Regions from separate parts of the Homo sapiens genome. Here region 1 is linked to region 2. Evidence: chromatin contacts called from ENCODE Hi-C or POLR2A ChIA-PET data. All regions are on one chromosome and are shown on one strand. The core of a region is the stretch at or near the end of the contact, and the rest is flanking DNA. Distances in the headings are between cores, read along the strand shown.

Evidence for each region. Hi-C counts contacts between places; a loop is a spot of excess contacts on that map. ChIA-PET counts read pairs that join two places held with the same protein, here RNA polymerase II (POLR2A). Pooled maps may share reads with other maps.
Region 1: a loop to region 2 is called in a pooled map, with 5 times the contacts of the local background. The contact joins the promoter of PSMB3 here to the promoter of PIGW in region 2. A Hi-C loop is called at or near these places in 6 of 50 pooled maps. POLR2A ChIA-PET finds 5 or more read pairs at or near these places in 2 of 52 experiments (H1 and PC-9).

Annotation. Positions count from the first base shown.
Region 1 is chr17:38,751,256-38,754,595 of GRCh38, reverse strand. PSMB3 (proteasome 20S subunit beta 3) reads right to left here and starts at 1,855. Exons shown (of 6, transcript NM_002795.4): 1 at 1,767-1,855; 2 at 1,262-1,446. The coding sequence starts at 1,769. It overlaps TRN-GTT2-5 (tRNA-Asn (anticodon GTT) 2-5), which reads left to right and starts at 2,742; the gene lies at 2,742-2,815. It overlaps LOC100287808 (a long non-coding RNA gene), which reads right to left. Exons shown (of 1, transcript NR_149004.1): 1 at 2,844-3,340.
Region 2 is chr17:36,533,121-36,536,977 of GRCh38, reverse strand. It overlaps PIGW (phosphatidylinositol glycan anchor biosynthesis class W), which reads right to left and starts at 1,991. Exons shown (of 2, transcript NM_001346754.2): 1 at 1,386-1,991. MYO19 (myosin XIX) reads left to right here and starts at 2,110. Exons shown (of 26, transcript NM_001163735.2): 1 at 2,110-2,217; 2 at 2,874-3,025. RefSeq lists an enhancer at 2,744-3,419.

The DNA.
Region 1 (3,340 bases), core at 606-3,105, 2.2 Mb before region 2:
ACTCTACCAGACAGGAAAAAAGGGCAGGCTGGGTGAGATCTCAGTAAGTGTTATGTTCTTGAGACTCAGGGAGTTTTAAGAGAAATGAGAACATTTTCTTTTATTCTTTCTTTTTTTATTTTGTTTGAGACAGAGTCTCGCTCTGTTGCCCAGGCTAGAGTGCAGTGGCACAATTTCAGCTCACTGCAACGTCCGTCTGTCAGGTTCAAGCAATTCTCCAGCCTCAGCCTCCCGAGTAGCTGGGATTACAGGTGCCCACCACCCAGCCTGGCTAATTTTTGTATTTTTAGTAGAGACAGCGTTTCACCATGTTGGCCAGGCTGGTCTGGAACTCCTGATCTCAAGATATCCGCCCACCTCAGCCTCCCAAAGTGTTGGGATTACAGGTGTGAGCCACCGCGCCCAGCCGAAATGAGAACATTTTCTGACAGGCATCCACCCACGCTTGTGAGCTAGTCTCTCCACCTTCTAGGAAACAAATCCAGGACCTGCTGCTCCTCAGGCACCAGTACCCTGCAGGACCTGCCCCCTGTGACCACGTATTCCCTCCTGAAAACCTATCACCGTTCTTTTCCTCTCTTATTCTTCTCTGGCTTCTCTTCGCCCCTCACTGCTAAATGTAACGTTCAGCTCTCAAACTGCCGCTCATTATTTCCCTCCCTACAGACTTTGTCTCTCCAGAATCTGCTCCCATAGATTTGGCACATTGCCAATGCTTCCCCAACCCTGAGATGTAATAACAAAACCCCAACTGCTTGCAAGATGTTTCTATTGGGCTTGTCTTGTCTGCTCAAAATTGTTGTCAAAATCAAAGTCAGGCCAGGTGTGGTGGCTCATGCCTGTAATCCCAGCACTTTGGGAGGCTGAGGCAGGTGGATCACTTGAGGTCAGGAGTTCGAAACTAGCCTGGCCAACATGGTGAAACCCTGTCTCTACTAAAAATACAAAAATTAGCCAGGCATGGTGGTGCGCGCCTGTAGTCCCAGCTACTTAGGAGGCTGAGGCACGAGAATCGCTTGAGCCTGGGAGGTGGAGGTTGCAGTGAGCTGAGATCATGCCACTGAGCTCCAGCCTGGGTGACAGAGCAAGTCCCTGTCTAAAAAAAAAAAAAAGAAAGGGAAGGACATGTTTTTTGGAGGCGGCAAAGTCTCAAACTCACTGGTGGTGTGTGGTAGATGACTGACACCTTGGCCGGTCAAGACGCCGGGGTTGGATGGTCCAAGAAGAGGCCTGGGTGTGGGCGGGGACCCTTGAAACTTACACTGTCTGGACGTCAGTGGCGAGCCCGGCCAGACCGATGTACAGCCGGTCACCCATGGGAAAGATCTTCTGGAAGTCCGTGGTCACCATCTGGGCCTGGATCCCGAAGCGCCTGTCTGCAGCGATGGCCACACAGTTCTTCCCCTTCATGGCCATGACGGCCCCTCCGTTATAGGACATAATAGACTAGGACAGACAGAGCGGAGGGGTCAGCGCGGGGGGTCAAACGCTGCCACAGCCCCCGGCCCAGCTCCTGATGCGGAGGCTCCTGTACGCCCGTTCTCCATTCCGGAGGCGTCTGAACCCCTGGTTCTCCAGCTGGGATGAGCACTGTGTGGCGGCAATGAGCCGCACTCACCCTCTTGGTCCTCACCGGGGCCCGCTCCCCTCGAACTGAAACCGCTTCCTTCCATCGACCCTAGGCCCTTTTCGTCCCCAAGCCTCTCCTGACCCCCTCCGCTTCTCAATCCTTCCCCATGCCCCTTTGCTTTAACTCCCCATCTCACCATGATTGCGGTGTACTAGGATCCCTCGATCGCCAGAGCAATTCCAGTAAACCGGGTCTAGCCTTCACTGCGCAACCGCTCTCACTGCTGTCTCTTCATTGGCTGATAGGCGGACTCTTCCTGGACATCTGGGCTTTCTATTGGTCACACGTCCCTGTCGGTCACCAGTACAGGTAGTTTGGTTGCAAAGTCAAAACGGAGGCGGGAAAAGCGGAAGTGAAAAGTCACTGTGGCTGCGGAAGAGACTTGCGACACGGTGCATAGTGGGATCTCGGCGGACCTGGACTCGGGACCTCAGGGACTGGGGGCGGAGCCTGCGCGCACGTGGGCTGGTGAAACTGGGTTTAGGAAGCTGCGGCCCCAGCTGAAGGGGCACCGTGACGCTTATCAACGTGATGTATGAGTTCGTCGTATTAGTCGTGCTAGCTTATTTATTCACTCCAGAAATCCTGCGTTTACTGTGTACCAGGCACTTGCCTAGGCTCGGAATATTCACTGGCCCACAACAGTGCCTAGTATATAGGAGGCGCCCATTAAATGGAAATTTAATGATGCAGGTGGGAAGGGGAAGGCGTCGCGTGTAGGCGTCGCGGGTATTTTGCGGCTGCAGGGGTTCAGCTGTGAAAGGGAGTTTGGAAGCCGAAGCTTGTTCTGATTTGGGGGACTTCCTGCGGCCCGACTTCACGTATCCTCAATCTCAGGTCACCCTAAAAAGGGACGTTCCGCGCCTCTCCACGTTTGAGGTAGAACCTGAGGATAGCCAGAGTCGACCTCTCGCCGTTCCAATGGAGGAAGGGCGTGCACGTCCCGCGTCCTCTCCTCCCAAGCTCTTTCGCCTCCCTCCCCCATCAGGATCCTTCCCTTTCTCCCCCGGGTTCCACTTATTTCGCCCGATGGCGGCATCTCTTACGGCGTCTGCGCCGTCCAGGCTCGCTCCCATTGACTCGGCTCACTACTACGCCGGTAGTCGACTCGGTCTCTGTGGCGCAATCGGTTAGCGCGTTCGGCTGTTAACCGAAAGGTTGGTGGTTCGAGCCCACCCAGGGACGCTATGACCTTTTTTTTTTTTTTTTTTGTCTTTTGGGTTTTTTTTTTCTCCCCGGAAGATAAAAACCTAAGCCTTTTACTCAAAAGCCAAATTTTGCATTGAAATGGCAGCAGCAATACTTTTTCTAGGAGAATCACTGTTCTTGAAAATTCTTTGCTGCTCAGTCAATAATGGGATAATTTCTCCAGCACTTCCCTCCACACCCCCCCAACCCGCCTCCAAGCTAGATCGCAGGAAACCTAAAGACACAGGTTTTTGTCTCACTGTGCATGCAACACGTTTCAGGATGCATTTTTTCATAGGATTAAGAATGAATTTACAGTGGAGGTTCGACAGTTTTCTATTGTCTGCCTCAATCGATATTACAGTCTCCAAATACTACATTTGGAAGGGAAGAGAATGAGAGAGACACAGAGAGAGAAACAAGTATGAAGAGAAACAAAGGTGAGAAAGGGAGAACATTGTTGTGATACAGGGAAAGAAGGGACGTGACAGAACTAGGCAGGGTGGGTAGGGGAAGACCTCA
Region 2 (3,857 bases), core at 742-3,241:
ATGAGTTCACCTAGGATTTGTGATTCCCCTTCCAAGGATTGTGGGAAGAAGCTTAACACTAATGTGTTCAGATAGAAATGTCATACTAATAATATTAAATTATTGGTTACAAAGCTTCAGCTATTCCCTGTACAAGACAGACTCACAAAGAAAGTGAATTTGGGGCCAGGCGTGGTGGCTCACACCTGTAATCCTAGCACTTCGGGAGGCCGAGGTGGGAGGATCACCTGAGGTCAGGAGTTCGAGACCAGCCTGGTCAACATGGTGAAAGCCCGTCTCTACTAAAAATACAAAAATTAGCCAGGCGTGATGGCACCCGCCTGTAATCCCAGCTACTTTAGAGGCTGAGGCAGGAGAATCGGTTGAACCGGGGAAGCAGAGGTTGGAGTGAGCCATTGCACTCCAGCCTGGGCCACAGAGTGAGACTCCATCTCAAAAAAAAAAAAAAAAAAAGGAAAAGAAAAAGCAAAGGAAAAGAGAGCGAATTTGGGATATAAACTCTGAGAATGGCATCATAGGCAGATGGGAATTTCTATTATGGAGCACAGTACGTATCATGAAGATTCTTTGATGCAAATTGAATAGGATTTACTAATGACCTTAAAGCAAATTCAAACGCTAGGGGCCAAGTACATTTTGAAGTTGGGGGCCTTGGTTCCAGTTCAGAGCCTCTCCAAACCTACTGCCTTGGTACAAAACGTGACCCCTGCAGTGATTTCTGGATCCCCAGGCTGCTCCTTTCCTCATTTACAGACAGCTATGTTTTCAGGTTAGGATGGAAGTAGGTACGGTGGGTGCATTAAGAATGGATGTATAGCACATACTAGTGTTAGTTGCTCTTTTATTAAGGGTTGTAAAACACCTCTGAATGCCACACATCATTGTCTGAAAAACGGCATACTGGAAGAACACATTTGTTGGTTAAACATGAACCTAGAGTTTCTAAATGTACCATGAGCTGAATAAGTAAGTGAATGCATGCGTGCATTATGGCCTGTCTGGAACCTGTGACAATATCTCACAGTAACCAACTCAAATCAGTTGACCATTAAAAATAAAAGTCCTAGCCGAGAGAAGTGGTTCATGCCTGCAATCCTAGCGCTTTGGGAGGAGAGAGGATCGCTTAAGGCCAGGAGTGAAAAAAAAAAAAAGAAAAATTAAAAATTAGCTGAGCGTGGTGGTGCGCGCCTGTAATGCCAGGCTGAGGCGGGAGGATCGCTTGAGCCCAGAGGTGGAAGGCAGCAGTGAGCCGAGATCGCGCCACTGCACTCCTACCTGGGCGACAGAGCGAGACTCCGTCTCTTAAAAAATAAACATAAAAATAAAAAGTCTTTTTCCTAACAGACGCCCGACCTGGCCGCGCCCTACCCGTATACCTCACGTACTCCAAATGGTGCCGGCGCCCCCAGCAGACGGTCTACGTGGGAAGGGCAGCCGGACTGCCGCTGCACCCGCCAAACCACGCGGGAACCAGCCGCTTCCGCCTCCCGCGCGGCACTTCCGGCCGACGCAGGCAGCTGGCACTTCCGGGCCGGCCGATTCCGCGCGTCTCCGCCCATCATGGCGCTCGTGCCAGTGTCCCGTGGGCTACCCACTCCTGTCATGTCCTTTGGGCTGGTGCAGGCCAGATCTTCTAGGGCCGTAGCCCTGAGAGGAGCGCCTGGAGAGGAAACGGCGCGCCATGCACCTCACACGGCCCCTCAGACCTCACGGCGAGGCCCTATCAGGGTAATGGTGTCCGCCGGCCTCGCACAACACTCCGCCGCACTCGCACAAGACTCCGCCGCGGCGACCTCTACTGAAAGACCCCCAGTCCTGGTGTCGCCCGAAGGCCCAGGAAACCGTGCTTCCGCGCTTCTCCCCCAGAACGTGGGAAGCTGCCGCTTTACCCTCATTTTACCCCAGGGTCGCAAAACATCTCACCGTAGTTGAAGCCAGCAAGCCGGACCAGGCGTCCCGGCCAAGCCACGTGCGCGCCCCGCGCCGCGAGTGCTCGCCCCGCCCCTAGGGAGGAGCCGGCCGACCCCCGGCCACTTAGCAGTGCCGCAGCCGACGGGGTGCGGTTCGGCGCTCCCAGGTTCCTTTCCTCACTGCACGCTCTTGCCCCTCCTCTTTTCTCTCCTGCCCGTGTTCTTCCCGCCGCCTGACCTGGCCCGCCCGCCTTTCCAGTCTGGCCGGGCGGGGGCCTGAAGCACGGCGGCTCGGGCCGTGGGACCGGTGAGTGTCAACCCGAACCTATATCTGAAGCCCTTCAGACGCGGAAGGGGCTTGGGAGGCCAGTTTGCCCCGCAGCGGTGAGGAAGAAGTAGGCGTCTCCACCTCCCCTTCCAAAGCGCCGTTTCCCTCCTTTTTGCCTTTTCCTTTTGACCCTCTTGTGTCTCACGAGGGGGTAGCCCAGCTCTTGGCTCTTGCTTGAAACAAGTCTTTCTTGATCACCCTCCACCTTTCCACCTGGCCGGCAGGGGGCGGCCTGGGGGGAGAGGGTCCTTGCTCCACTCTTCGCCCAGCTGAGGACCCCGGGAGGGGGCGGCTGGTCCCGGGAGGTGTCAGGGCAGCTGCGCCCTTGGCTGGGGTCACGTCCACCTTCCTGGGAAGGACATACTCTCCCCGTGCCAGGTGCTTCCGGAACGGCATCCCAGCCCTGGGTTTGCGGCACGACGCCCGGACCTTGAGTCCCCGGTTCCCGCCGGGAACCTGGGGGCGGAGCCAGCTGGACTGATGAGATCCTTACCCAGCGCTTCTCAGCGTCTGCCCTCCCACTGTCCTCCATGCCTAGAAAGAAACAGTCTGAGAAGGAGGGACTGGTGATCAGGTTGCCACTTGCCTTGATTCGGTGTTCCATTTACTCATTACCGTCTCCTTTCTGCCCACAGTGTTCACACCCTTTCCAGAAATTCTTGGCTGGTAACCGCGAAACCGACTGGAGCAGGAGCTGGGAGAACTGGAGAAAACTGCTCTAATCTCACTTGACTCCAGCTAGGAGCTGATGCTGCATCGTAATAACATTTGCAGAGCGCTTTCACAGGTATTAGCCCCTTTAACGCTTCATTTAGCCCCGTGAGATCTGGATATTATCACTCCGTTTTGTAAACGAGGAAACAGAGTGAGGCTTAGTTCTTGGGTTCTGTGCCAGGGGCCTTGGGTTTTGGATTCAAACCCCAAACCTGTTGTGCTGCCCCTCTGGACCTATTGCTTGAGATGAGTTCCCAGTTGAAAGAGCTTTGTTCTCTGGAGCCCTCTGCATGGCTGTCCCTTGGATGGGGTACAGTCAGTGTCCAGGGTCAGGATCTTTTAGGGCTGTAGCACCACACCTTAAGTGGTCCAGCACGGTCCTGATACCTGTTTCCGCCTCAATTGTCCTTTTTCCAGCTTCTATGGAAGTCCCTATCCCTGGGTTCTTTAAAGACTTGATGTATTCAGAGCCTCAAGAAAGTCTCCACCAGGGTTAATCCATTGCAGGCACGCTTCACCCTCAGCCTCATCTCTCCTTGCTAGGGGTGGTGCCAAGGCCTAGAAAATTCCAAGTCTGAGGGTCACTTAACCATTCTTCAAAGATTGGCTTAGGCCCAGCCTCACAACACCCCACCTCCCAGATGGATTCATCTCCCTGAAATCCTCACCTTCTTGAAGTTGACACTGGACCGTTCACCTGATTAGCGCTCCCAAATGGATCATCAACCCTTAGTCGTAGTGCTAACAGTGTTTATCCTCTGAGTGAATACTCAGATTCGTACTTTGTGTGGTGCTGTCAAACCATGACCTCATTGACCTTCACAACCACTCCTTATGAGGCAGATTTAACTGTCCCCATTTTCAAGGTAAGAAATTGAGGTAGGTGATGTGCCTGACCCAGGATC